Linked DNA regions of Homo sapiens: region 2 is linked to region 1. A link is a loop called in an ENCODE intact Hi-C map of the cell type or tissue named here. Cell type or tissue: GM12878. All regions are shown on one strand. Each heading gives the region's core, and the rest is flanking DNA. Links, peaks and the distances in the headings are about the cores only. Region 1 has its middle 110 kb from the start of VPREB1. Region 2 has its middle 87 kb from the start of TOP3B.

Region 1 (15,891 bases), core at 2,578-10,577:
GGATACAACTGACAATGCTAGAAGAGATATTCACTGGAGGGAGGCCCCAGGGAGGAAATAAGGAACAAACCTTCTGCCTGTATTAAGCATTTACTGTCACAAGTGTAGTCGTACATGTTCCAAGATCACGGATGGGAAGAAAGAGGAGCTCTTCACCCTCAGCTCCAAGAGAAGTGAGGATGCTTTGGGAACAGACATCATTGTAAAATCACGCAAATCTGAGTGTGCTTAAGGGATTTTATACCAGGTGGTCTTAGGTTCTAGTAAGGTAAGAGGTAAGGTCAGGCATCTACCAAGAGTGCATGAAGGATCGGGAGCTTGGAAAGTGTGAAGAAAGTTTGAGATAGTTGTTGTGTGCTTAAAATTAACTAAAGATGAATCAAAGGACTGACCCCTTTCATTGACAGCAGGGACTTTGTTATCTCCTGTATCCCCAGCACCTAGTATACAAATTGCATGTAGCAGGTGCTTGGTAAATATTTGTGGAATAAGGCAGATCAATAATACCATGAGGCTGACTAATCCTGTGCTATCCCCATAATAGTCTTCAACTTCTCTTCACTTTTCCATTCATTTCCCTATATTATTTGAACACATGAATGAAGAAAGGAGTGAGTTCCTCACTGAACTACAAGTCTTTTTAAGAACAGGAGGTAACATTCCCTGCAGCTCAAGTTTTATGCGTAGAGGTTAAAGGAAGTAGAATAATGTGGAATGGTATCTGCCATTTTTATATCCATTCTTTGAGAACTGAACAGTGACCTTTTTTTAGAGACAAGATATGTCCCATCATTCTAGGCTAATGGTTTGTGGGTCATAGTTCCAATGGCTATTAGAAGGTATGATGTGCCTGCTTGCATTCTAAATCTTTCAGTTTTTATTTCTAACCTGCTGAGTCCATGGTTACAATCACTAAATTAATCACCTGTTTGAAATTTGCTCTCATTTTTATTTATTCATTCATTTATTAATTCATCTACTTACCTGTCAGCATGAGGAGACTCAATAAAATGTGGTAGAGTCATATAAAGGAACGCTATAGAAAATACAAAATGTATGAAACACAGACCAATTGTATCAAAGTGGAGAAAACTGGAAAATGTAAGTCTGAGCACACAAAACAAAGTTGCACACAGTGATGTACACTGTAGAACCAATTATATAAAAGGTTAGGACACAGAAAAAATTCTGCATATTATTTATGGCCATTCACAAGAGTAGTAAAATATTTTTCATGTGACTAGGAATGAGAAGCCACTAATTCTTGGTGTTTCCAGGACCTATGCAATTGTTTTTAAAACAAGCCTAACCCTCAAATCTTTCAGAATCAGTTTTAAAACACTGTGTCTACTAGTCATGAATATACGATTATTTTTTCAGTTTTAATAATCAAAGATCACACACACATACACACATACACACACAGCTGGCTCATCAGAGTATCTAACTGGCTTAAGATTGGTTTGTAAATGTCACATCTCAGATTCTACAAAAAGTGTGTTTCAAATTTGTTAAATCAAAACACAGGTACCATTCTGTGACATAAAAAAAGGATATCACAAAGTGATTTCACAGGTTGTTTGTTTCTTATTTTTATGGTTAAATATTTGCATTTTCTTATAAGGGCTCAATTCATTCTAAAACATCACTACTTATATTCTACAAAAAAAAAGTGTTTCAAACTTGTTTAATCAAAACACAGGCACCATTCTGTCACATGAAACAGCACAACACAAAGCATTTTACCAGATAGCTTTTTTCTGGTTTTTAGGAGTGGATATTCGTTTTTTGTTTGTTTTTTTACTAAGGGCTCAATAGGCTCAGAAATGTCACTTCTTAGATTCTACAGAGTGTTTCAAACTTTTTGAATCAAAACATGGTTATCATTTTGTGACATAAAACAGCACATCACAAATAGTTTTCAAAGATAGCTCCTTTCTAGTTTTTAGAATCTGATATTCATGTGTACCTATAAGGGCTCAAATGCTCAGAAATATAACTTCATAGATTCTGCAATAAGTATGTTTAGAAACTATTTCAACAAAACAAAGGTTCAATTCTGTGATAGAAAACACATCACAAAGGATTTTCACAAAAAGCTTGTTTCTCATTTTTATGGCTAAATATTTGCATTTTCTTATAATGACTCAATAGGTTCAAAACATCACTTGTTAGATTCTACAGAGTGTTTCAAACTTGAATCAAAACACAGATTCCATTCCATGACACAAAGCAGCATATCACAAAGCATTTTCACAGATAGCCTTTGCTTGTTTTTAGGACTGGATATTTGTATGTTTCTATAAGGGCTCAAGTTTGAAAATGTCACTTCTTAGATTCAAGAGTGTTGGAAACTTGTGTGTTGTTCAACTCAAAACACACGTTTCATTCTGTGACATAAAAAAGCACCTCACAAAGTGTTTTTGAGACAGTTTCCAGTTTTAAAACTGGGTATTTGAGTGCTTCTATAAGGGCTCCATAGGCTCATAAGTGTCACTGTTAGATTTTACAAAAAGAGGGTTTGGAAGTTGTTTCATCAAAACACAGGTTTCATTCTGTGACATAAAATGCAAATAACAAAGTATTTTCACAGATTTTTCCTAGTTTTTGTGGCTGGATATTCATATTTTCTTATAAAAGATCAACAGATTTGTAAATGTCACTACGTAGGTTCTAGAAAAAAAAGTGCTTTGAACTTGCCAAATCAAAACACAGGTATTATTCTTTGACATAAAACAGCACACCACAAAGCGTTTTCACAGCTAGCTTGTTTCTAATTTTTATGGCTAATATTTGAATTTTTTATAACGGCTCAATAGGTTCTCAAATGTCACTTTTTAGATTCCATAAAAAGAAAGTTTCAAACTTGCTGAATTGAAACCCCAGTACCATTCTGAGACATAAAACAGCATATCAGAAAGCGTTTTACCAGATAGCTTGTTTGTAGTTTTTAGGATTGGATATTCGTATTTTCCTGTAAGGGTTCAATAGGCTCCAAAATGTCACTTCTTAGATTCTACAAAAAAGTGTTTTGGAAGCTGTTTCATCAAAATGCAGGTTCCATTCCATAACATACAACAGCATACCACAAAGTGTTTTCACAGATTGCTTGCTTCTAGCTTTTAGGGCTGAATATTCGTATTTTTTAATCAAGTCTCAATAGGTTCAAAAACTTCACTTTTTAGATTCTACAGAGTGTCTTGAACTTGTTGAATCAAAACATATGTATTATTCCGTGACAAAAAGCAGCACATCACAAAGCATTTTCACAGATGGCTTGCTTCTAGTTTTTAGAACTGGATATTCATATGTTTCTATAAGGGCTCAATAGGGCCAGAAATGTCAACTATTAGATTCTAAAAAAAAACCTGTTTGGAAGCTGTTTCATCAAAAGGCAGGTTCCATTTTTATGACATAAAACAGCATGTCACAAAGCGTTTTCACCAAGAGCTTGTTTCTAGTTTTTGGAACTGGATATTTGTATGTTCCTATAAAAGCTCAATAGGCTCAGTAATGTCACTTCTTAGATTCTACAGTGTTTGAAAGTTGCTTTGTCAAAACACAGGTTCAATTCTGTGATATGAAACCACATCACAAAGCGTTTTCACAGGTAGGTTTTTTCCTAATATTTAGGACTAAATATTAATATTTTATTATAAGGGCTCAATAAAAATAGAAAATGTCACTTCCTAAGATTCTACAAAAAGAGTGTCTGGAACTTGTTGACTAAAAACACAGGTTCCATTCTGTTACATAAAACAGCATGTCATAAAGCATGTTCTCAGCTAGCTTGTTTCTAGTTCTTAAGACAGGATATCCATATGCTCCAATAAGGGCTCAAGAGGCTAGGAAATGTCACCTTTTAGATTGTATAAAAAAGTGAGTGGAAGCTGTTTCATCAAAATGCAGGTTCAATTCTGTGATATAAAACAGCACATCACAAAGCATTTTCACAGAGAGCTTCTAATATTTATGACTAAATATTTGCATTTTCTTATAAGGGCTCAATAGGTTTGAAAATGTCACTTCTTACATTCTACAAAAAGTTTTGAAAGTGTTGAATAAAAACAAAGATTCCATTTTGTGACATAAAGCAACATGTCACAATGCAATTTCATAGCTTTTTTTCTCATTTTTAGGACTGGATATTCACATCTTCCTATAAGGGCTCAGTAAGATTGGAAATGTCACTTTGTTAGATTCTACAAAAAGAGTGTTTGGAACTTGTCAACTCAAAACACAGGTTCCATTCTGTGACATAAAACAGCACATCACAAAGTGTTTTCACAGATATCTTATTTCTAGTTTTTAGGGCTGGATATTCATATTTTCTTATAGAAGCTCAATAGGTTTGGAAACATCACTTCTTACATTCTACCAAAAGAGTGTTTCAACTTTGGTGAATCAAAACACAGGGACCAGTCTGTGACATAAAACAGCACTTCACAATGCATTTTCACATATAGCTTGTTTCTAGTTTTTAAGACTGAATATCCATATGTTCCTATAAGGGCTTAACAGGTTTGGAAATTTCACTTCTTAGATTCTACAGAAAGAGTGTTTGAAAATTCATTCTGTGATGTAAAATAGCACATAACATTGCATTTTCAGAGATAGGTTTTTCTTCTCATTTTTAGGAGTGGATACTTGTATGTTCGTCTAAGAGCTCAATAAGCTCAGAAATGTCACTTTTTATATTCTAGAAAAAGTGTTTAGAACTTGCTAAATCAAAACGTAGTTTCCATTTTGTGACATAAAACATCACGTCACAAAGCATCTTCAGAGATAACTTGTTTCTAGTTTTTGGGGATGGATATTTTTACTTTTTTAATAAAAGTTCAATAGGTTTGGAAACAGCACTTCTTAGATTCTACATCAAGAGTGTTTTGAACTTGTTGAATCAACACAGGAACCGTTCTGTGACATAAAACTGCATGTCCCAAAGCATTTTTACAGGTAGCTTGTTTCTAGTTTTTTGGGACTGGATTTTGCATTTTTTTTGTAAGAACTCAATTGACTTGGAAATGTCACTTCTTAGATTCTACAGAAAGAGTGTTTGGAAGCTGTTTCATCAAAACTCTGGTTCCATTATTTGATATAAAAAAATACATCACAAAGCATTTTCGACAGATAGCTTGTTTCTCGTTTTTAGGGTTATTCATATTTTTTATAAAACTCAATAGGTTTGGTGACATCACTTCTTAGATTATACAAAAAGAGTGTCTCACAGTTGTTGAATCAAAACACAGGTACCATTCTCTGACATAAAACAGCATATCACAAATGGTTATCACAGATAGCTTGTTTCTAGTTTTTAGGACTGGATTATGTATATGTTCCCATAAGGCCTCACTGCCTTAGAAACATCACTTCTTAAGAGTCTACAAAAAAAGTGTTTGGAAACTGTTTAATCAGTATACAGGTTCAATTTTGTGATATGAAACAGCAAAAAGTGTTTTCGCTGATAGCTTGTTTCTAGTTTTTATAGCTGGATATTTGTATTTTCTTATAAGGGCTCAATAAGGTCAAAAACGTCACTTCTTAGATTCTACAAAGAGTTCAGAACTTGCTGAAACAAAACACAGGTTCCATTCTGTGACATAAAATAGCACATCACAAAGTGTTTTTACAGATAGCTTGTTTCTAGTTTTTATTACAAGATATTCATACGTTACTGTAAATGCTCAATAGATTCGAAATGTCACTTCTTAGATTCTACAAAAAGAGAGTTGGGAACGTGTTTTTATCAAAATGCAGGTTCAATTCTGTGTTATAAAACTGCACGTCAAAAAGTGTTTTCCAAGATAGCTTGTTTGTAGACTTTAGGACTGGATGTTTGTATGTTCCTATAAGGTCACAATAGGCTCAGAAATGTCACTTCTTAAGATTCTACAATAGTGTTTTGAATCTGTTTCATCAAAACATAAGTTCATTTCTGTGATATAAAGCATCACATCACAAAGTGTGTTGACAGATAGCTTGTTTCCAGCAGTTAGGGCTAAATATTCATGTTTTCTTATTATGGCTCAAAAGGTTTGGATACATCACTTTTTTAGATTCTACAAAAAGAGTGTTTGGAACCTGTCTCACAAAAACACAGGTTTAATTCTGTGTTATGAAACAGCATAGCAAAAAGTATTTTCAGTCAGGCATGGTGGCTCACGTCTGTAATCCCAGCACTTTGGGAGGCTGAGGCAGGCGGATCACGAGGTCAACAGATCAAGACCATCCTGGCCAACATGGTGAAACCACATCTCTACTAAAAATACAAAAATTAGCTGGGCGTGGTGGTGCACGCCTGTAGTCCCAGCTGCTAGGGAGGCTAACGTAGGAGACTTGCTTGAACCCAGGAGGCAGAAGTTGCAGTGAGCCGAGATCACACCACTGCACTCCAGCTTGGCAACACAGCAAGACTCTGTGCCAAAAAAAAAAAAAAAAAGCATTTTCACAGATAGCATGTTAGGACTAAATATTCATATTTTCTTATAAGGGCTCAATAGGTTTGGAAATGTCACTACTTAGATCCTACAAAGAGTGCGTTGAACTTGCTCAATCAAAACAAAGTTTCCAATCTGTGACACTAACAGATCAGAAAGCGTTTCCACGCATTGCTTGTTTCTAGTTTTTAGAGGAAAATATTCGTATTTTCTTTTAAAGGCCTCAGAGGTTTGGGAATGTCACTTCTCAGATTCTACCAAAAGAATGTGTTGAACCTATTGAATTAAAACACAGGTTTCATTCCGTGACATAAAATAGCACATCCCAAAGCATTTTGACAGATAGCTTGTTTCTAGCTTTTAAAACTGTATGTTTGTATAAGGGCTCAATAGGCTCAGAAATGCCACTTCATAAATTCTACAAAAAAAAGTGTTCAGAACCTGTTTAATCAACACACAGGTTCAACTTTATGATACAAAACAGAACATCACAATGCATTTGCACGGATGGCTTGTTTCTAGTTTTTAGGACTGAATATTTCTATTTTTTAATAAGGGCTCAAGAAGTTCCAAAACGTTACTTCTTAGATTCTACAAAATGAGTAATTTCAACTTGTTCAATCAAAACACAAGTTCAATTTTATGATATAAAACAGCACCTCACAAAGCATTCCACAGATAGCTTATAGCTTATTTCTAGTTTTTACAACTGGATATTCATATTTTCTTATGAAAGCTCAATAGGATCAAAATAATCAATTCTTAGATTCCACAAAAAGAGTGTTTTGAACTTGCTGAATCAAAACACAGGTTGCATTCTGTGACATAAAACAGCACATCAAAAAGCATTTTCACAAATAGCTTTTCTATAGTCTTTGTTTGTTTGAGACAGAGTTTCGCTCTTGTTGCCCAGGCTGGAGTGCAATGGCGCGATCTCGGCTCACTGCAACCTCGGCCTCCCAGGTTCAAGCAATTCTCCCACCTCAGCTAGGAACTCCATCAAACAAACCTGCCTCCCATTTTATTTCTAAATAAGATAACTATTATTTGGCTTAGTGGGGTGTCCCGGAGATTTATTTTCCTTTAACAAAGGATATGAAATTATCCTGCTCTGCTCACTATAACTTTTCTGTATTGAAACATCACTATGTCCCTGTGAGTATATACAATTATTTGTCAATAAAGAAAAAAAAAACCCAAATAATAAAATAAAAAAATAACTACAAAGATTTCGAAAGCTATATACCTCCCTCATAATTTGTCAGAAAGGAAATTTCTTGTGGGCCTCAAGATCTTTACACTAAAACAGTTCTGTTGAATTTGACCCTGGCAATATAAATTGGCAATTGATAGATTATCTTTACAGGTGGGGGACAAAGGACAGAACCCAAAGTCATCCCTCTCCTCACCTGAGACAAATGTGTATCTGATTGGCTTTCTCTGCCCAGTTTTTTATGTAAAAATGCAGATTCACTAAGCCAGACTCAGGCATAAGTGACTATTCCTCTATGGCATCTTGCATGTAAATTGTGTATTCAGTGAAAGGATAATCAGAAACTCAAAAGAATGCAACCGTTTGTCTCCTATTTACCTATGAACTGGAAGCACCCACCCCCAACCCTGCTTCAACTTGTCTCACCTTTCTAGAGAGAAGCAATGTACATCTTACACATATTACACTGAAGTGTAATAAAATGTAACAAAGAGAAGTTTTCAGCCTAATGAGCTAAATAATTTTTAAAAAGTGGAAACTGGGTTCAAAGAAATTCAGTAATTATATTAAATGACACCAATAATGTGAGCTCGATTTAAGAGTACCCAGCAACACTTAAATTCTTATGAAAGCAAATGCTCTATTGGTTCCGTTGGCTTTGTTGATTACATATCCACTAAGGTATTAAAAATATTCAGCACCTTAGTGACCAGTGACCCCACTCCTGAGTTTCTAATTTGAACAACTTCTAAATATCCAAATCATATTTTTAAGTAATATAGTACCCGGAAATCAAAGATTAAATCTAAGCTACACTTAAGCTTGATCACTTCTCCTTTATTACAGTTAGAAACATTCTTTGTTTTATAAATTTTTACTTATTTTGAGACAGGGTCTCACTCTGTTATCCAGGCTGGATGGAGTGCAGTGGCACGATCTCGGCTCACTATACCCTTGACCTCCCAGGCTCAAGCGATTCTCCTGCCTCAGTCCCCCAAGTATCTCAGACTGCAAACACATGCCACCACGCCCGGCTTATTTTTATCGTTTTTGTAAACATGGGTTTCGCCATGTTGCCCATGCTGGTCTTGAACTGTTGAGCTCAAGCAATCCACCCGCCTTGTCCTCCCAAAGTGCTGGGATCATAGGTGTGAGCCATTACGCCAAGCCTTTATTTTTGTCTGTCCTATTATGTAGCCCTTTACTGTTTTCCAGAGAGGTGAAGTATTTTGCACATATGCATTATGTCTCCGAAATGTCATTACGCTAGCACAAAAAAACTGAGATGAACTCATAATTTATAGTATTGCCTCAACCCGAATATCTATACAATTTTGAAAACATTCACCCTAGCGACTATTAAAACTAACTTGAATAAGAAACAGTAAACTACTAGTATGTGATATTATCTTTCAAACACTTCTAAAAGTATAAGCAATGTATGAGGAAATGGGGTACAGTTTGGTGTCTCTCCCCAACTCCACATACATACCAGGATCTGGGGGAAAAAAAGCTGTCCTTAGAGAATGATATTATTTAAATCAACATGTAATTGGCAGAGCTAGTGTATGTCCCATGACCTGTGGACCCATCTACTTTACTGTAGATTAGTTAATGCTAATGTTGCCACAAGTGAAGAAGAATGCATCATGGGATGCTCATCAAGAAATATGCAACCCCTGCTGACACAGCTCCCTACATGTCACCTTCTCTATTGCACATGCAACATTGATGTAGGAATTAAAAAGAAATTATTTAGGCAGATACTGAAAGTAAGGAAGTCCTAGTGTAAAGTTTTCCTACTAATGAAAAAAAAAACCCATATCATTTATTTTCTAACAAAGAGCATCTTGTAAAATTGGGCTGCAGACATTGATAAGCTCTCATAGGAATGCCAGCAGCTGTGCCAATAGGAAAAGGCTACCTGTGGGCCAGGCATGTTCAACATGGTGGCTCCATCTTCCCTTTTCTCTGTCAACCACAGGTACAGTAAGGAACAGACAATATGGTCCTGGTAAGGTAAAGAACCCATCTGCATAATAAAAGATTAGGGTGCAATGGCCAGCTTCTCCCTGTGCTATGCAAACGTTCACACCTGGTCCAACCAGTCTCTAGAGCCCTGTGTAAATCAAGACACCACCTCCTCAAGCTCCTTTATAAAACCTTGTGCTTTTCACCACAAAACCGGAAGACCCACTCAGGTGCCCCTCTCTCTTTCTGCAGGAGAGAGAGCTGTTCTCTTTTCTCTTTCTTTCACCTATTAATCATCCACTCTTGAACTCACTTCTTGTGTGTCCACATCCCTGATTTCCCTGGTGTGAGATGACAAACCTCAGGTATTACCCCAGACAAACAATGCTGCCTCAACATTCTTTCAAATCTCAATTCAATTGTGTTGTTTCAGAAAAAGCCATTGTTCAGGGGTCCACAAACTATACCCTGCAGTCAAAATGTGGCCCACCACTTGTTTCTGTAAATAAAGTTTATTGGAACACAGCGCCATTCACTCATTTAAACATTACTGATGCTGCCTTGGTATGACTTCAGAGTTTAGTTGTCAGAGACCACATGCTGAGCAAACCTGAAAATAGTTACTATTTCATCCTTTACAGGAAATGTTTGCTGATCTCTGAATTCCAATGTAATTTTCCTGTATATAAGATAAAAGATTTTGGTTCTAAAACAAAATATTAAGTCCATCTTTAAGCTATCATATATTGAAAAGGACTATACATTTTACAGCAAACATACAGGGAATAAGGCAAGCTAATGTGAGTCTATAACAAGATTGCATTGCATATAATTAAAGAAGAACAACATTTGTTACAATCTAATATATGAACTATAATTTTTAAAATTTACATAGGATGCTGGTAGAGCAGGATTATTTACAGGACACATGAGTAGATTGAGCCTTTATAAAGAAGAAAGTGCTCAAAGGCTTTAGAGGTACCTAGCACCAGCAACACATTATGTTTTATTTCACTCTTAATAAGCTTGTCTCCAATCTGACAATTAAGAGGAAGTTATTTTGCAATTAATTTAACCATAGTTGGAAAATACTACTTTTCTTTTAATTTCTAGACATTTTCTACTAATTACAGCATCAGGCTTGATAACAGCAATATTGTAGGATTACTCTAGAAAAAAATTTTTAAAAAGAATTTCATTTTCTTGGCACAAAGTCTGGATAAAGAAGAATATGGCAAGTAGCACTGTAAATTCCTTACCAACAGTGAATTGTTGCCCATTGACAGCTGTGTCTCTTATTATGGCATTTCAACTACCAAAGAGTTTCTACCTAGAATCAAACTGCAGTTCCCATATTTGCATGCCAGGGAAACATTCCCAAGAGTTTTTAATCAAAAGGCAACAAAACTTGAGTAGACAGGCATTGGTGGTTTGAATGCAATTCCCACACATAAGTATAGCACCTATGATCCCTTCAGCACGCTTATCACCAGTGAGTGCAGTCTTAACCAAGAATCATACAAGTAAAAATTACTGACAGATTTACCATCTATGAACGTATCAACATTCTTATAATGAGTATTTAGTGCAAGATTACTCCTTTGGCTGTGGCTATTTTCCTCTGCTCCCTCCAGAGTATGAACACATACACCCCACACCTTCACACAGATAATCCAGTGAAGGCATGAAATTGTTAACTGCAAAGTAAACCAAGAGTATGGGTGGTCACAAAGGAAGAAATTATCTTCAGAAATTTTTGGAAGATGCTGAAGAATGAAATAGGAAGCCGCTGTCCAGATTAGTCACAGGAAACAGGAGTCCACTGTCCTGAGTAACCTCTGAAAGGCTCCAGGCCCAGAACCAAAGGTAAAGCAAGTGAGGAAAAGAGGGTGCTTTTGAATAGTTGAGCCTCGCAAGGCACAAATCATCATTTATCCGAACAATTTCTCATTGATAAACATTGTTGTTACCCAGTGTTTTGCTGCAACAAGTGATGCTGTGATAACCACCCATGTACAGAAAACCCTTTGCCTTAAATTTACTTAAAACACTCATAAGATGCTTCCCCACCATCTTCTGAATCTAAATCTACTAATGCAATTTCAGGATACTATGAAAAAGCAGGCAATACAAGGAGAATGGAGTTATGTGTTAATATTACAGTGAAAGAGTTTTTAGAAACGTAGGTAGTGAATATTTATAACCTAAGAAACAGAAGATAAAGTGGAAGGGTACCTGCATTTATTACATCTAACATTACTGTCCCTTTAGTCAACTTGCTCACACACACAATTCTTTACAAAGTTAATTTTCATAAACCTTCTATAACTTGCTTAAACTTTATTTTCTTACAACTAAAAATAATTCTTAAACTTTCTAAATTTGCCAAAACTCACTTTTTGGAAAAAACCATATTCCCACCCCTTTTAAAACCAAAAACACATAATTTTTCTTTTCAATGTAAGCAGTTTCAATTACATACCAGGTGCAGAGTCCAGGATACATGACAGAACTGCAGATAAAGTCTAACTCTTCCAGCATAGCTAGGAGACATGGCTAACTCCACCTCTCCCCAGGCCTTACCTAGAAATCTAACAGTTCCAAATTAGGTAAACTGAACAATTTTCCAAAGTCAAAGAAGCAGTTTATGACATTAAAGCACTTAGCCAATTTAACCTCTGACTTAATTTAGACCAAATGTCTACTTTTTGAAGACTTTTTACCACCAATAATTTTAAAACTCTCATTTCCCAAAGATTGCTGAAGTCACGTGAAATAAAAGGCATTAGAGCTTCTATTTTTCTGACAATTTTAGAGCTTTCATTATCTTTTAATCCAATTAATTAGAGCTCCTTCATATAAACATCACACATACGACACTTCTAGACAGGAGAGGATCTACCAGGCGTAAGCTTTTCTCTCCCATCTTATGACTTTCTGACTTGTCCTATATTTCCTGCTTTCCTAATTAGTCATTATCTACTTTAGTGCAAGAATTTGCCATACAAGATCCTAAGATTTCTCTCCTTCATAACTTACCTTACCATAAATACATGTTCATATCCACAACTTTCTTTAGCTCTCCCCTACTAATTTTTGATGCCCACCCAAATCAAAAAAAAAGTCAGGTAAAGCAAAGCAAAACAGAGCAGAGCCTTGGATTTTGAGATGGACCTGTCTGCTTACAGTTCTTGGGGTTCCAAGAGGAAAACAAAGGTTTCTCCTAAAATGAGGTCTGTGGCACCTTCTGTTTTGCACAAGGAGTCCCAGGCTGTCAGAAATTACCTTAGGTCCTTTCGTGTGGGTAACAAGAGTGGCAAGACAGACAGACTATGGAAATAATTCAGTCAACTGAGAAGAAAAAGAAAACCTTAGTACTGTCCCCATTGTACAGATGGAGAAGCTGGGACCCAAAGCACCATGCAGTTTAAAAATTCATGTTCACAGCCGGGCATAGTGGCTGCCTGTAATCCCAGCACTTTGGGAGGCTGAAGTGGGTGGATCACGAGGTCAGGAATTCGAGAACAGCCTGGCCAACATGGTGAAACCCCAACTCTACTAAAAACACAAAAATTAGCCAGACATGGTGGTGTGCACCTGTAATCCCAGCTACTGGGGACGCTGAGGTAGGAGAATTGCTTGAATCTGGGAGACAGAGGTTGCAGTGAGCCAAGATCACACCACTGCACTCCAGCCTGGGCGACAGAGTGAGACTCCATCTCAAAATAAATAAATACATACATACTTATATAAAATTCATGTTCACATAGAGTGAGGCTCTACAGCTCACTCTCTTAACCATCCTGTAATTCTGCCAACTCTATGCCCAGTCACTGATGCACTTGGTATGGCAGCTCATGGTCCCCTTAGAGCTTAGAACCTGGGTTTCATTTCCTGCTCTACAGCTATATAATTTAACAATTTTCCTCTGAATTTGTTGGATTCTAACCCTATAAATCTCCAATCTTAATATTACTGAACCTTAAAGGGGGCTGTGACATCTTTAGTCTTTAAAAATATTAAACACCCTATAAACAAAGGACTACATGAGATTAAAGCATATTCAAACTTCTATATGCTTTAAAGCATTGAGGCAATGCATTGACAAATACACCTAACAAACTGCAACCAATTTCTATCTCTTCAAAATAACTATCTCTTCAAAATAAGCTATCTAGCGGTACTTAGGCATATTCTCACGTGTCAACAGGATTTTACATGATCGTAACCTTATAAATCATTAAAAAGTGTCAAAATTATAGGCCCTATGTATATATAGGCCTTATACAATTCTGCGGGCTTGAAAAACATGCATGATACAATATAGACTGTTTCTTGAAAGCAGTCAATAAAATGCATTAACTTCTAAAGTGATCACTTAAGAGTTCGTATCAAAGGCAGTAATACTAGGAATAAAACAGGGCTCAACACTGCAGCTTCTCGAAGGTGAAAGTTAATAAAGCCTTGCTTTTGGTTGTGAATTTTTTTGCCTTAAAACATTGTACATATGATCCTCCCCTTCCCTTCCCTGTTGCAAAGATGTGGTGAACAAGGTTTGCTCATGCAAATGACAATGCTCTTGAAAACTGTGGCAGAAAAATAAAATGAAGGGAATGTGGTTCACTTAACGATCTCATAAATTTTTGGAACTTATTAACCCCCTGACTTGCATTTATCTCCAGACTATATGGGAGAGAGATGAAATGACTGTTTGCTATCAGTATTTTATTTGATGCTTCATTTTTTGATTCCTTGCATAACTACTTACAACGCATTAACAGGATCACGAAAGCAAAGCTATTCAAGTAACTAAATCATTATGCAACTACTTTCTCATCTCTAAAACACAGTAATGGACCAATTACTTTAAAAATACAACACACTAGCAAGTAGTTTACTTTTAACTCAGTTTCAGTTTGTTAAGGCCATTGCTTGGGATAAAGAAAACAAAAAGCAGGAGGACCAGAAAGAGAAACAAGAATAGAAACCAGAAATATAGGCAGCAGCATAAGAAAATAAAGAACAAGATGATGGTGATAAGAAAAAACAGACTGGAAGAAAGGAAAAAAATCAGGTGATAGAGTTAGAAGGCCTATTATGATACCTTTTATCCACTCCCTGATTCATGAAATTCGAAAAGTCCAAGATTAACACAACAAAAAACAAGCAAAAAGATACACAAATAGTCATTCCCTAAATTTTGTTAAGAATGAGACAATGCTGCCACTCATGCCTGGCTCAGGAGCCAGCAGGAGGTGGGCGCCCTCCAGAGACTGCAGAAAGGTGGGGGAGGACTCCTTGCCCTGGCTGCACTTCCACTGCTGCCACCGAGGCCCACGCTGCAGCACCCACTGCTTCTTACCCACCCCAGGCCAGCTGGGCCTTGCAGGGCTCCTACTACCCCCTTCCCGGCTCACAGACTTGCTGCTGCTGCCACCACTAATGCCCATGCCAATACAACCACTGCTGCTGTTGCTCTCAATGCACCAGCCCCACCCTACAAGGCTCCTACCACGTGGCCACCACCAGGTACCCTCCTACCTCCAGCCTCCATCGCTGGGGTCGAGCTGCAGTCTCCATCACTGCCACCAACCGCAGCAAGGCGAGCTGTAGTACTGTGCCATCTGCAGGCTGCGGGCTCCAGCCTCCAGCATGCGGCATGGTGGCCCCTCCTACTCCTCTAGGTGGGCACAGACTGCTGGGCAGGCAAAGCCAGAAAAACCTAGAACAGATGCAGGGAGTGGTAGCATTAAAGCCTCACCTTGGTCATGCTGGCCACTGGGTGGCAGGTGCCAGTTTCAGCGAAGGCACTGACACCCACCCTCCCCTTTCGGCCCAAGCTGGCCATGAATCGGAGCCTGTGGTGGGGACTGGAGACACCACAGTGCCCGGCTCCCCACTCCGCAGGAACCACTGGGCCCACCAGAGCTGCGGTCCTAGGGGAACGGAAGCAGCAAAAAGTCAGACCCAGCCAGCTCTCCCCACCCAAGTGCGGGCTCTCATTCCTGAGCCTCCACCCAGAGAGCACCGTCCCCCACGTGGTGCACGTTACTCGGTGCCTGGGGGTCCCAGGCAGTATCCACAACACAGAGCGAGAGGGTGTAACCCAGGGAACCACAGCAGATGTGGGGGGCCCTGCCGTGCTCAGTATTCCTGCGGAAACACTGTATGTCCTCTGTACTTAAGCAGGAGAAAATCGCTTTGTAAAGCCTGGAGTCCAGGGAGGGAAGGACTGTCCTTTCCGTGGAGACCACTGCTGTCACTGCCACC
Region 2 (15,891 bases), core at 4,653-12,652, 66 kb after region 1:
AGTAGAATAATGGTTACCAGAGGCTGGGAAGGTAGCAGGGAGTAGGAGGTGATGTGGGGATGGTTAATGGGTACAAAAAGTAGTTAGAAAGAATGAATAGTACCTACTATTTCATAGCACAACAGGATACCTATGGTCATAATAACTTAATTGTACTTTTTTGAATTATGTAAAGAGTGTAATTGGATCATTTGTAACACAAATGATAAATGCTTGAGAGGATGGATACCCCATTCTTCATGATATAATTATTTCACATTGCATGCCTGTATCAAAACATCTCATAAACCCCATAAATATATACACCTATTATGTACCCACGATAATAAAAAATAAAAAAGAACAAAAGGATAAGACATTTATCATATATTTCATCATAAATGCATTATGAATTCAATGTGACTAATGAGTCATCTTGGCCTCTGACAGCTTTCCTGGGGCTGCGTTTTCTCTCCTGAAGGACTGTGCTAATGCAAGCTGCCTGCTCTTTACTAGAGCATTAGTGAGCTCTATTGCAGCATATCCAGTATCTATCTTTCTCTCCCACAGGGTATCAGGGAAGCTGCACTGGAAGCCTCGAGGCTCTTTCCCTGATTGGGGCATCTAACATACGGCTCAGCACCCCTCATACCTGCTGTCCCTCCAAAGTTCATGCTTATTCCCCACCGACCTCACAAATGTCCTGTTCTCAGCCTAAATCCTAGAGGTCAGAGGTCCAGCATGGGTTCTACTTGTGAATATGCTGAGGAATTTTCACATCTATGTTCATAAATGAAATTGCTCTATTTTATCCAAAACCCAGTGCTCATGTGGGTCCTTCAGCCCAGGTGCAGGAAAGTCATTCTTCAGGGAGGTCACTGCTTATCCAAGTGTGTAAGAGCCAGTGGACTGTTACTGTCTCTTGTTTAATCCTTGTGTGGCCTGGTAATCCTGTCATCTTGGGATCCATCCAACAGTGCCCCCTGCTTGCCTCAGATCCCAGGTCTTCCAGCACCCCTGGTACTGTGCAACCCTCCTGGAAGGGCATTCTGACTGTTGGCAGATGGATCTTTCTGATATCACTACTCAGGGCAGCAGAATGAGTAAGTCTTTCTGTGGACAACACTGCAGCTGGCACATTATTTCTTCCAGGCCATTAATGACCTCTGGGCAGCAAATTACAGGATGTGTTACAGGATTGTAAACCAAAAATAAAATTCTAAGACTCCCATCCATCTGAACAGACCCCTCCTTTTGGCCAAGGGCATTCCAAAGTTAATCTGAAAGAGAGTTCAGGTCATCTTGGGAACGGGGAGCCAGATATGCCTCCTCATTTTTGGAATTTCTGAGAGAACAGACTTTTTACATCTGATAAGAAAGATTTACAATCTATTCTCTCTGCAGCCTGCTACCTGGAGGCTTCCTCTGAGCAACAAAACCTTGGTCACTACAATGCCTTAATTTAACCCAGGCATTCCTTTGGTTCTAAGTCTTTAGACAATAATTTAACTCTTTTAACCAATTATCAAAAAGACGATCTTTGGAGCCCCACTACTTTGAGTTGTGCTGCCTTCCTGGACTCAACCAACGTACATCTCGCATGTGTTGATTGATGTCTCATGTCTCCTTAAAATGTATAAAACCAAGTTGCAGCCTGACCACCTGGGGTACATGTTCTCAGGATCTCCTGAGGGCTGCGTTGTGGGCCATTGGTCACTGATATTTGGCTTGGAATAAATGTCTTCAATATTTTACAGAGCTCGACTCTGTTCATCGACAGTTCCTGTGAGCTCGGGATATCTCACTCATCCCACACAAGTGATATAAGTTATTTTAAGATCTAAATTTCATCAGAGAACAAGACTCTGAGCAGGCTGAGATTTTGTCCCACTTCCCCACCTGTGTGTGTCAGCATGAGAAGCTCTGCTGTGCTCGATCATACAGTAATAGTAAGCCTCATCCTCAGACTGGAGATCAGATATGAGCAAGAGCCCTTTATTGGACCGGCCTTCCATTAATCCAGAGAAGTGCCTGGGGACCCCGGAGCCCTGGTCATGAAGTGAATTTTGGTAGTGGCTCAGGAGATACTGGGGAGGCTCCCTGGTTTATGCTGGTACCAGTATATCCAGTAGAAATCAGCACTGAAGCCACTGCTCAGGGTGCAGGAGAGTCTGGCTGATCCGGAGGTGCAGAGAGGGAGGGCGGCTGAGTCAGCACAGGCTGGGAGAGGGAACCTGCAGACACAGATGCACATGGGAGTTGGGCCACCTACCAGCATAAAGTTGCTGTAAGATTTTAGCCAGAGGGGACTGGTGAAGCCTGAGGGACATGCCCTGGACATGGGAGGCCTGTGCCTACCTGAGAATTGAGAGAGAAACAGCAGGAGAGGGGCCCAGGCCATGGTCAACACAGTCCTCCTGAGGTCCACAGCCGTAGTGGGCTGCCTCAGGCCTCTTATCCCCTCCACTGACCTCACAGAGGAGGAGTTATGGACCCAAATGTGTCCCCCACATTGCCTGCCTCTACCTTACCCTATGTATTTATTCAAGTCCTAGGGTCTGGTGGAGGGGGGAGTCTGGCAGGCCAGACCTGGGAGGAAGTGGGTGCTGGGACCACACCCAGGGAGGACAGAGCTGCTGAGTCAGGCTCAGTGAGGGCAGGGTCCACTGCCCAGCCCTGAGGAATTTGTGGGGTGGGAGGGGTTGGCACAGCTGTGGATGCCCACTGGGCAGACCTACAGTGTACCCTGCTGCTCTCTGTCCAGACTGCATTCTCTCAGTGGAAATCATGTATGTGGTGTTGGCCTGGGAGCCTGGTGAGTATCAGTCCAGAGGCATTTATGGGCCATGCCCTGGTCATGCCCCTGATTACTGACATGAACAAACAGACTTTTTCAGTAAGTTTTTCTTGGATTACTAGAAAGGCATGTGCAAACTATCACCCCCATCCAATGAAAGGAGGCTGCAGGAAGTTGGGAATGCAGAGGGCTCTGGGAGCAAAGCCCTGAGCAGCTCTTTCCACAGGGACCAGGGAAGGAGGCGACTGTGACTTGGCTGTCACTGGGATGTGGGGTCCTGCTCTGGGACTAGCAGTCAAACAACATTACTAGGGAGAGATAGGACTTTGGAAATGAAGAGACATTTTAAATGCCAGATTGGATTCAAATGTCCTCACCTGACTTGCCACTCACACTTCACTTGTTCAATCTTCTCATCAATGATGTATTCTGTCATCCCCTTAGGAATTCATGGCATGTCTCTGTGCTTTAGAGTGAGGGGCTTGGCTTGATTCACTATCGGAGGTTGTTTCAGGTTGTGAACTGGGGGCAGAATAGATGAAACTGACACTTTAGAAAGACATCCTTTGGTGTCAGGCTCAACAAAGAGCCTGAAGGCAGCCAAGCAGGAGAAGGGGTGTCGGGTGGGGTGATAGCTGATCCCAGGGATCTGGAAGAGGAAGAAAGTGAGAGATGCCAGGGGAAAAAACCCATGGGATGACTGTGTCCCTTGATGGAGTGTGAGAGAGAGATAGGGATGAAGCTGAGTGTTGTAGATGGGTTGGTTAGGTGGGTTTTATCGTCATTAACTGGCATGCAGGATGAGAGAGAGACAGAGAGCTTCTCCTGGGAGCTGATGGGGCCAGGCCACACTGTCCACCCAAATCTTCTGCTTATTCCAGTGCAGGAGGAGGGGACTGTTACTTCCAGATGATGGGGCTGGCTGAGTGAGCACAGACTTCAGGCAGGACCCTGGAAGGGAACGTGGGGCACACAGCTCCTGGCACAGAGCCTGACACAGGAAGGCACAGTCTGTCTTTTATGATGATGACTGATGGGTATTGGCGCATCCCTGCTTTGACATCTGGGGAGCCTATACTGTCTCCTCTGCTGATACCCACCTGTGCACTTTCTCGAGAGAAAAAACATATATCAATCATCAATAATAAAATGCGCCTTGATAACCTCTCTACTCATTGCTGAAATTTTTACCTAGTGTCTTTAAGTAAGAAAATGTTTCAATATTTGTTCAAATTATCTCCTGTATTACTTGCTGAATTTTATAATTATTTTTCTATAGATATGAATGAAGTTTGTCATTTTTAGTGATACCAGAATAATAAACATTCTGCACTATTTTTAAATTGCATAAGAAGAAATATACTTGATTTTATTAATTATAAACTTGATAATTTTATTATTCATTCCAATAAATTTTTAACAATGTTTTTATTTTATTCATATATAGTTACCATTAAAATGTTAACACATTTATACAAATATTTTTTGCCATTCTAATATCCTTTCTTATTTCTTAGAAATAAATTTCCACCACAGAGAAAAATATAAGACGTAATATCAAAAACAGAGTATATTAAGAATGTTTAAAACCTTCTAAAATATGACTTCCAAGTAATTTTACACAGCAGGTTGTCTATTATGTGTTTCATACTAACAGATCTATTCAAGCAATTCTCTTTCCTTGGGATTAAAGGTAGGTTTGGCATTTTTTTCAAGAAAGTATTTTTACTCTGTTTCTGTAGTGTGGAATTTTACTTCATTATAAAGTGATTTCTTCTGTGTGTCATTAAAATAAATCAAACCAGAAACTACATCCAGCTCTGGGAAACATTACATTTTATTTTGTTTATCTCTGATGCATTCTATAAGGTCTTTGCTATGTGTGTCTATGTGGATACTCTTCACCAAAACAAAACAAAACAAAACAAAAAAAAAAGATTCTTCTGGAGTAATTTATTCTTAAAATGTATAAGAACAACATGTTAAATGCTGGCAGAACTAAGAGTCCTTAGCTTGACTCTCCATCCTAGCACTCACAAAATTTACTTCTAAGCTCACTAGACACAAGTTCCATAAGGATAGAGTCTGTTTCATTCATCAATGTATACCCAGCACCTGACATAGGAGAACATGGCGCAGAGTGGGTGTTCGATAAATATTTGTCAATGATTAAACAACAGTTCTAACCAGTAAGTGAACAGAAGCACATGACTTTGAATAAAATGGCATGAGATAGCAACTGTTTCATTATGCAAAAACAGGAGTTTTTATACAAATTCTAGGATTATGATAAGTAAATCAAAAATTAGATAAAAATTATTTCCTCCAAAAACAAAGGAATTCTCATAATGGAGAAATAAGAAAAGCCCCTGCAGGGCAATTGACCAGCAGGGAGAGATACAAAGACCTGTGAGCACAGGGCAGGGTCCACCTGCAGTTGGCAAAAGCAGGGAAGAAGGCCTGCAGGAGCCTCAGGAGCCTGTGTCTGGGTCATGTTTCAGGACAGTGAGGAGGAGAAGACCCAGGGAAGGATGGAGACACCCATAACCCTGATCCTTAGGACCCAAAAAGAAGGCAGAGCTGCTTCAAATCCCTTGCACACATTTATATCCCAAGGAGAGATGAGGCTGAGATGGGCATTTATATGTGTAGTAGGAGGTAGATCACAGTACCCAGACGTATGGCTAGTATTAGGTAGGCCAAAAACCTGAGATGTCAAAGACCTGAAAGCATAGATCAGGGTATACAAGACGTTCCCATAAATAGTGGGCACCATTGCTGTAAGACAAACCCACACTCTTTCTGAGACAGGCCAAGGCAGCTATTGGAAATAACCCTTGATTATGTAGAAAAGGATCTTGGGTTCTCTACACAAAAATGAAAGATGCGGGTTCAATTTCCAACCTTTGGAAAGACAATCAGGGACCCTCATATCACACTGGTGCCCTCTCTTATAAAGAGCTTTCTGAGTCCTCATCCTCCAACAGATAACAGGTCACAGTGTCCTTCCCTGGGGTGAAGAACAACCAGAACCATGTCACCCCAGGGGCGCACTGCAGGTGACAGCATAATTTCAGCTCAGCAGCACCCAATGCCAGGCCTATTGCACCCACACTCTGCCCATCAGCTTCAGATATGTGAGTTCTGCTCCTGGTCTATGCTCTTCTGACTAAAGCTGTCCTCCCTTGGCTCACCTTGGTCACTCAAAATGACATCTGTGTTCCTGGATTTGGCAGCCGCCTTCCTACTCACCCCTTTCTTAAATACAGTTAGATCCCATGGCAGCTGAGAAGGATTATCCCAGGTCTGTTGTTTCATTGATGTTTTCTGTTACAGTTTTCATTTCTTTGTTGAGATTTTTTTATCTCCTCATTCCCTGCAAACCTATTTTTACTGAAGACCTTACAATGATTCCTTAGATAACTTTGGAAAGAATTGTCATTATAAAAATTATAATCACATTGAGTTTTCCAACTACAAACAAGGAATATCAGTTATTTTAAGGTTTTTTTGTAATGACTCTCAACGTTTTATAGTTTTCAGTTTAAGACTTTCCATTTTTTAATATTTACCCTTAAATATTTTATATTGATGTTATTATAAATTATATTCTTTTTATTTCAAAATCTGTGATGGTTTGTTGCTAATATAGAGAATACAATTCCATTGTGAATGCTGGTATTGTATCCAATGCCTAGATTGAAGCTCTGGGACCAGAAGCATCTCTGAGTCACTCCTAGACTCTGAGCCGGGCATGGCCCGAACCACTCTCTTTTGGTCTCCTCCAAAGTCTCAATTTAGAGAATTTTTGTCTCTGAGCAAGGGATTTCTGCCTGTGAAAACCAGAAAGAAATGAGAAGGTATGAGCATGAATCAATATGAAAGTGGAATTGAAGAAAATAAAGTCACATTTTCAGATCTACTTGTCTGAAAAAAAGAATCAGGTGCTGGTTGAAGATCTAAAATATAAGTCACCCAGTGAGATAGACTTTATTAGAGCCACCAGCAGGAGTGACTACACCAGGCCAGGAGATCAGAGAAGAGGTTTTTGTAACCTCCCAGTGGGTCTGGAGTGCTGACTTGGAGCTGCTGTGACACGTACAACAGTAATAGCCTCACCCTCAGGCTTCAGCCCAGGAATGTACAGAATCCCTGCATTGGCTAATGTATCATTGGATCCAGAGAAGTGGATGGGAACCCCAGGGTGCTGAGTGATATTTGAGTCTGAGTAGTATCTCAGGAGACACCTGGGACGGCTGCCTGGCTTCAGCTGACCACTATATTGCAAAGTTACCAACTCTGAAGCCACTGCTCAGGGTGCAGGTAAGTCTGGCTCATGCTCCTGGAGATGCAGAGAGTGAGGTCATCTGAGTCAGCACAGGCTGGGAGAGGGAACCTGCAAGCACAGACACTCATGGGGGCTGGGGCAGGAACTAGAGATACATGTCTTGGGGATCTGAGCCAGAGAGGCTGACGCAAGCTAAGGAGCTAACCCTAGACACCTAAAACCAGTTCTCACCTGAGCAATGAGAGAGGAACATGAGGAGCAGAGGGGTCCAGGCCATGGTGGACACCGCCTCCTGTGGCCCCACAGAGGAAGCTGCTTAACTCAGGCCTCTTTTATCTTCTCCAGTGGCCTGAAAAGGGAGGATCTGTCCACACAAATTTGTGTATCCTCCTGGTAATCTTTGTTCCACCCTAGGAAGAGCTGAAGTCTGAGCATGATTCTTTAGATATGGTGGGTTGGTGGGTGAGATTCAGCGTTTGTCCCACGGGAGGAGTAAGTGAGGAAGCAGCTCCTGCACCTTCCACAGACCTGTGAGTAGGAGACTCTACCCAGCCCAGAGAAGACACAGCTGTGGTATCTTCCTCAGTGAGTGCAGGCTCCATTGCCCAGGGATAACAGATATGTGGGCACCACTGTTCAGAGCTTGGAAAGACCCAGATTTCCCCCTGCTGCACACTTCAGTCTTTCAGTCAGAATCATGTGAGTGGAGTTGGCCTGAGTGCTGGGTCTCTGTCAGGTCACAGCATCCATGGACCACACCCCTGCTCTGTCTCAGGTAACTTATATTCATAACCATCCTTTTTGATTGAGGGATTTCTAGAATAACAGGAACAGGAGAAATGAAAAACATGACAATTGTTCATTGTGAGGAGGCCGCAGTAAGGGGAAAATGCGGAGGGCTCTGGGAGCAAACACCTGAGCAGCTCCTTCCACAGGGGCCAGGGAAGAAGGCAACTGTGAACTGGCTCTGAGTGGAGAGTGGGGTCCTGCTTGGGGACAAACAAAGCAAACACTATTTCTAGATGTAGTGCATCTTCTAGAAAATATAGTGATATGTACAAACATTGAGACATCAAATAGTGTGAGGTGCTGGGGAACGGCAGAACTTCTCACAATCCTAGATCTCTCTCATCTGTTGGCTGATTTTTGGCCAAGACACACTATGTATCTCCATTTTGTCACTTTTTCTGCTGCAGATGACTTTTCCCTGCCAACCCAGCACAGTGAACAGATAAGTCAGAAGAGTCTGGGAGCAGGACCCTGAAAGATGGATGTGATGTCGACTTTCATGGTACTTAAGAAAATGCGTCTTCTCATTTCAAAAATATTTATGAAAAGATCAGCACAGGCCAGCAGAGGACCAGGCATAGGGATATAAAAGGTGAAAACATAAAGTTCACTGTGGGTAAGTCAGGGACAGTGAGAACAGGTAGGAGGATGGAAAAAGAGAGGAGAGGTCCCTACTGATGACAACAGCATTTGTCATGGAGAATGTGAAATTAACTTAATTAGTTCTCCTTAATGCCCTGGCCATCCATGTGAGGACTGACTGATGTTTTTGAGGTAGGACTTCCTACCAGTTCAGGCTCTGTCTTTCTCCCTCTTCCTTTGCTGCCCAGGTGAAGGGGTTTTCCAAGGCCACATTCACTGAGGAGCTCAAAAGTGTTACTCTTTCTAGTTTGACCATTTTCTGTTGAAGGCCAAGACTTCTCTCTCGTCCTCAGAGAGTGAAACAAAATAGGGGAGGGGACTGTTTACATGATTCTACCATTGATAGACACTGGCAGACGAGCACCAAGGACAATAAAGAAAATCATACCCCTCAATTTGAGGAATTCAGTTTTGAACAATCAAGATTAGAAAGTGGCCCATGTGTTTTGATTCATTTATATTTAAATATTTACCCAAGGAAGATGGATAAGACATAGCGCATACAGAATTCCTGTAGGGTATTAACAATGAAGTCATGGAGTATAAGAAAAAGGCCAGGCCCAGTAAGCAATCCACTGGAATCAGAAACAGGGAGGTGTCTGCCATGGTCCCATCACATCTCACTGAAAGCAGACCTCCAGGCCTAATTCCACCCACTCTGCCACCTCCATTCCCCTCTCTCGATGCATCCAGTTTCAATTACTTCACATCAAATACTACAAAACTTAGCAACTGCAAAGATGTGCAATCCCACAGTTTCTGTGGGTCAGAAACCTGGGAGCAGTTTAGCAAGGTGGCTCTGGCTCAGATAGGCTCATGAGGTTGAAAATAGGATTTCAGTGGGGGGAACTAAAGCCATGAGAAGACTTTACCAAGGCAATAGAATCAACTTACAGTTTCACTGAGCCACAAAGCTGGTGGCAGGAGGCCTCAGCTTCTTGCTGCATGAAACTCCCTGTGGGACTACTTGAGTGTCCTCACAAATGGCAACTGGCTTTCCCCAAAGCAAGTGATCTGAGAGAGCAGAACGCAAAACTCAAAGTGTATTATGGCCTGGCATCAGTCATTTTCTCAATATCCTATCAATTGTACTAGTGATCCCTTTTCAATATGTACAGGGATGTGAGTGCTAGGAGACAGAGATATTTAGGTATAACTTGAAGTCCAGCTGCCACACATGGTAAATTCTTAGAAAACACAACTCTGAGGTCACAAATGCCTCAGATTGACACAGAGTGAAGCAAACTCTATATGTCAGCAAGACCATTGAATTCCCACATGTCCCCAGAGAATAGGGGCCTTGTGTGCAGAATCTTTGGGATCTTTTTCAGTCTGCGTGTCCAGATATCACTTTTCCTTTTATCATCATCATTTCAGTGGACATAAACATGATGTATTAGAGTTGATTTAACAGTATCATGATTCACAGGATATACAAGATAGTCCATATAAATATTCTTATAAATGGGCCACTTCTACCCTTGAACTCCTTGCAAAGGGTAATGAGCCAATAGCTGCCTCCTGTGACTGATGGGATGGAATGGAAGTGCAGTGAGGGGTGTCAGCCCTGGCTTTGGGGAGTACAGCCAGGTAGGAGGTAGTACAAACCGTCACCTGCATGTGTGACCCACAGGTACAACCAGAGAGGAGCCAGCTAGTGGGGAGGCATTGTCCTCCTACCTGGACTCCCACAGTGGGTGGGTGAAGCAGTTAACAGGCGATGCTCTGTGAAAAGGCACAACAGTGCCTGAGTTGACGGACACCATAGCAGTGATTTAACTGTGAGCCTCATCTGCTGGAAGATGTAGCTCTGGGTGAGCACCTTGCACTCTACAGCTCTTGGCAAAGATGTCAAATCTAATGTATTGTTTGAACTTCACCACAAGTGAAGGAGGGCATGAGCAATCCTTGTAGGAAGTGGAGTGAAATGAAGCTCTCAGAAGTTAGAGGCCAGCCCTGAACATCACACAGGTAAGGTGTGTTAGGTTCTGTCTTCCTCCAACCCGTATGTATGTTTCAGGTGAGCAAGGATCACCAGTTTGCTGTCTAGAAATATTAGTGCGAGGAGTGGATGCTTGAATGCTTGCACAGGACAAGGCCTTCTGACTTCTCTACGCATCTTGTGGAGGGTCCAGGCCCATATTCTAGACAAGGAAGGAAGCGGATGGAAAACAGTAAATGATGAGTTACTTTTAGGGTCTCCCAGAAAAGAGGGAATGAGCAAGTAATTGGTGAAATATGCTAGTAATCTCCTCAATTATCATGCCCTAGTTTCTTTCCATTTAAGACTTCCTCCCTTACTTCACATTTTTTATCACAAAATTTTACTGTAAGCAGCAAGAATGAATGAGGTTATACTTTTAATACTTTGCTTGGAAATATTCTCAGCTAAATATCCAAGTTTGCTGCTCACCTGTTCTGCTTTCCATACAATTGCATGAAACAATCCAGCCAACCTGTTTTCCACCAAAAAACAATGATCCCCTTTCCTCCGGTTTTCCCACAAAAGTCAAAAGAGCGCTCTTAATTCCCTGTGAACTCCCATCAGTGCACCAGGAGCTCCTTTACTGGATGTATTTCTTTTATCTTCTTTTCTTTCTTTCTTTTTTTTTTTTTTTTTTTTTGAGATGGAGTCTCACTCTGTCACCAGGCTGGAGGGCAGTGGTGTGATCTGTCTGGACTTACTGCAACCCCCACCTCCCAGGTTCAAGTGATTCCCCTGCCTCAGCCTCCTGAGTAGCTTGGACTGCAGGCATGCACCACCACACCTGGCTAAATTTTTTTGTATTTTGGTAGAGACAAGTTTTCACCATGTTGGCCAGGATGGTCTCGATCTCCTGACCTTATGATCTGCCCTCCTTGGTCTCCCAAAGTGCTGGTACTGGCTGTATTTCTACTTCCAGTCTGTAGATGTATAATTAGGTATTTGCTAAGAAAAATGTAACTAGACCAGGCACAGTGGCTGATGCCTGTAATCCCAGCACTTTGGGAGGCTGAGGCAGGCAGATCATTTGAAGTCAGGAGTTGGAGACTAGCCTGGACAACATGGTGAAACCCCATCTCTACTAAAATTACGAACCTTAGCCGGGCATGGTGGCGCACACCTGTAGTCCCAGCTACTTGGGAGGCTGAGGCACAAAAATCGCTTGAACCCAGGAGGTGGAGGCTGCAGTGAGCCAAGATTGTACCACTGCAATGCAGCCTGGGCAACACAGCAAGACCCTGTCTCAAAAAAAAAAAAAGAAAGAAAAAAAAGAAAGAAAATGTAGCTTTTTCGCTACCATGCTTCTGACTTCCTACTGAGCCCATCCCAGCCAAGTCTTTAGCAACCATATCTGCATTAACACCATGCTCAAAGCAATCTAGGATTTTTCTAACATGCTTTCCAAAATTCTGCCAAACTCTATCTCTTGTCTGCTTCCAAAACTATTTCCATATTTTAAGTATTTTTTTTAACAGCAACACTCCTCTTCCATTCTTTTCCACATATTTTTCTGTTCTTGTTGTGACAAATTACTACAAACCCAGTGGCTTGGTGGGTGAATATATATTTAGCGAGACAGGGAGGAGAAAATGGGGTGATATCTGGGGCTGGATATTCCAGGACAGAAGATGTGGGTTGGTTATCACCTGAGAACTAGGCACTTTGTCCTCTACAGATTTGGAGCTATTAATGTCTAGATCTAGATCTATCTATAGAAATAGATATTTATTTCATAAAAAGGAGAAAGAGGTGCCAGGCTTCTGTTACAGACAGCTTTCATGGAGTAGAGATTGGACTTAGGTTAGGGTTCACACAAGGAAGGGCAATGTAGGTCTGATGGAACAGGACAGCGCCATAGAGCCAGAGGACAGATCTGGGGGATGTAGAGGATTTCAATCTCCAGCTTCAGTGACCAACTGGAGGTGCCATACGTATACAGTAGAGAAACAAATTAAACTCTGAGGCTTACAATGTCTGTGACCAAGAAAGTGGACATGCCATAAAAGCAGATAAAATATACTATAAGGGGTGCATGTTTGGGAAGATGAGATAACCCTTCCAGCTTGGAGATGAATATGGTATCTGCTTTAGCAAGAATATGTCATGTTTATGAAAAGTGTTTCAAGATAAAACTATTCTCCAATCTTTCTTGCCTTGAATAAATAATTTTTTCAGAGAGTCAATGAATAACAGTCACATCTACAGTTATCACCCATTCCAACAGGTGATTATAAAATAAGTGTTTACCTAAAATATATCTTGTTCAATTACTTAGTAACTGGAGGCTCATCCTTTTCCATGGTCTCTGCACAAACCCATGGGACCCAGTCCATCCTGCTGGTCACCTTTCCAGCACTCAAGTTCATATTCCTCTCTTGTTCTCTAAACACAGAAGTCAACATTCTAATTTAATATATCCCCTTGAATCAATTCACAACCCAAACTCAAAATACACATAAAGCAGTAAAAATCACTTTATTTTCCTCAGATCTTTTTCTCTTACTGAGAATTCTATTTAGGTGAATTCACATATTCGTTCAACAAACATGGTATTAATTGGCTGTTTGCGCTAGGCTGAGTCCTAGGGTTTGTAGATACAGTGGTGAAAAAACAGGACAGAGAGAAAAAATATGAATCTTAGTTCCCAGTAGGGGAAGGCCTATTCATTAAATTAGAGCCCCCTGCAAGGTGTCATGTTTTGCCCAACCAAATCCAAAGGGGCCTCATGCAGAGCGCAGGGACCTTGCTCTGTGTAGCTGCCTGCTTTTCGGTGTCTTGCTCTGAAAGTCTCAGCCATCTATGTTTTTCTGACTTCTCATCTGTGTGTTCTGAGCTGTGTAAAAAGCTCACGATTATCTTGGTCACCACCTCCTTCTGGGCCAAAAATTGTCTCCAAAAAAAAATCTGTGGTCCAGGCGCGGTGGCTCACGCCTGTAATCCCAGCACTTTGGGAGGCCGAGGCGGGCGGATCACGAGGTCAGGAAATTGAGACCATCCTGGTTAACACAGTGAAACCCCGTCTCTACTAAAAAAATACAAAAAATCAGCCAGGTGTGGTGGCAGGCTCCTGTAGTCCCAGCTACTCGGGAGGCTGAGGCGGGAGAATGACGTGAACCCGGGAGGCGGAGCTTGCAGTGAGCCGAGATAGAGCCAGTGCACTCCAGCCTGGGCAACAGAGCGAGACTCCGTCTAAAAAAAAAAAAAAAAGATATACTTAATGTTAAATGACGAGTTAATGGGTGCAGCACATCAACATGGCACATGTATACATATGTAATAGACCTGCAGGTTGTGCACATGTACCCTAAAACTTAAAGTATAATTAAAAAAAAAAAATCTGTGTTGGCTGGGTGCAGTGGCTCACACCTGTAATCCCAGCACTTTGGGAGGCCGAGGTGGGCAGATCAGTCAGGAGTTTAAGACCAGCCTGACCAACATGGCGAAACCCCCTCTCTACTAAAAGGACAAAAAAATTAGCTGGGCATGGTGGTGAGTGCCTATAATCTCAGCTATTCGGGAGGCTGAGTCAGGAGAATTGCTTGAACCTGGGAGGCAGAGTTTGCAGTGAGCGGAGATCACATCACTGTACTCCAGCCTGGGCGACAGAGCAGGACCCTAACTCGAAAAAAAAAAAGTGAAGAAAAAGAAATCCGTGTCCACTGCAGTGCTCATTTGCGTGTTAGGGTCCTTTCTCTGAGGTTACATAATCAAGTTATCCCTGTTGGCCAATATTCACTGTCTGGAAATAGTCATTACATGCACTCGATTATGTCTTAAAGTGTTGTTTATGGTGTAAGAACTCCATCTATTGCATCATGGCAGGAAACAGAAATTGACACACTTTTGGTGTAACCGTCTTTGTCTATTTGACTTTTTAGAACTTAGTAAGCTTTATCCCACCATGACGCTTTCCATAAGTTTTATATCTATGAGTTCCGATTAATGCTGATTAAGGTTTATTGAACTTTTTAGGGATTGAGTATGTTTCTTTTTGTCAAATTTGGGAAAGTTTTGGTTACCATTTTTCAATTACATTATTCTGTTTCTTTTCCTCACTCTTACCCTTCTGGGCCTTTCATTATGTGTATATTGGTACACTTGATGGTGTCAAGAGGGTCTTTAGGTCCTGCGTATTTTTCCACCCTTATTTCATTCTATTCCTGTAATAGGATAATATCAATTAATCTATGTTTATTTCAATGACTCTTTCTTTTATATCTTTTATTAATATTCTTTATTTGGAGATACATTCTTTTCATGCTTTTTTGAACATTTTTACATTTTTAAAATTTCTTTGAGCAAATGGAGAAATAATGGAGTTGAAGTATTGGTCAAATAAGACCAGTGTTTCTGCCTCTTTGAAAATAGTTTTTGTCAACTTTTAATTTTTTTGTTTTTTTAATGTTTTTTTCTTTGTTATTTTCCGTTATATATGGCAATATGTTCCTGTGTCTTGAACCTACCTCATTATTTTGCTTTGACAAATGGAAATTTTAAATAATATAATGTGACAGTTCTGGAAATTAGAACTTTTTTGTAAAGCGTTTTGGTTGATGTTGTTGCTGTTTTTGCTATAGTTGTTATTGTTGATGATGTATTGTTTCATGGTTTTCCAGGAGGGTTCTGCAAGTCTGTATTCTTTGCATGTGAAGTTAATGAAGTCTCTGCTCAATCACATTAGTAGTTTCCTAATTACTGGACAGATATTTCCTGAAGCAATACTTCCTTCAGCTTTTGCCAAGGACTCCATGAGATGTACTTATTTTGAAAATAAATAAATAAATAAGTAAATAAATGAAATCCTTCATTCCAGATCAGGGTTACCAGGATGATATTCATGGCTATTTCTATTCCTCCTTCTTTGGTAACTTTCTGCTTATCTGTTGTCATCTTCAGTGTGTTGGAAATAAGTTCTCCTCCTTATCCCTTACTCCCAAATCCCAGGCACTGAACACCTGAGAATACCTTCAGAAACCCCCAAAGGGTTTAAAGCTTTTCATCTCAATCTCTATAAATCTTTATTCTATTTTTATTTATCTGGAATATGCTTTCTAGCATGTTGATAGACTTCTAAAATTTATTTAAGTCAGAAGTTTTCTTCTAAGATTGATCATTTAAATGATCTCAATAAGACAGGACTGAGGTATGCAGCTGAGTCCCAGTGTCTGAATATGAAAAGGAGAATTTCTTTGCACCCCCCTATATAGCCACAATACACCAGACCAGCAGGAGGAGACAGGCTCTGTTGTAATATTTGCGCAATAGTTACAGATCAGAGTGCACTCCCTAGAGGCCTGGCCTAAAAAGCTGTTTCCAAGGGAACTTGAAGCAGGAATCAGAAAATATCTGGCTCTCTACTCGTAAAATTAAAGTACACACACACACGCATTCACACACACACACACATAACAT

The links. Peaks named below come from ENCODE experiments on the same cell type or tissue, not always from the same donor. Only the 100,000 strongest peaks of a DNase experiment are listed, where the experiment ranks them.
Region 2: a loop joins it to region 1, with 4 times the contacts of the local background. A loop is called at or near these places in 4 of 110 quality-filtered maps.

What each region holds. Positions count from the first base shown.
Region 1 is chr22:22,125,409-22,141,299 of GRCh38, reverse strand. It overlaps IGL. Among named protein-coding and RNA genes, the nearest start is that of VPREB1, 110 kb to the left of the region's middle. RefSeq lists a silencer at 12,826-13,341. In GM12878, for the core only: no CTCF peak of the experiment used is centred there; no DNase peak of the experiment used is centred there.
Region 2 is chr22:22,061,675-22,077,565 of GRCh38, reverse strand. It overlaps IGL, the pseudogene IGLVIV-65 and the pseudogene IGLVIV-64. Among named protein-coding and RNA genes, the nearest start is that of TOP3B, 87 kb to the right of the region's middle. In GM12878, for the core only: no CTCF peak of the experiment used is centred there; a DNase peak (open chromatin) is centred at 7,740; H3K27ac peaks cover 385 bases.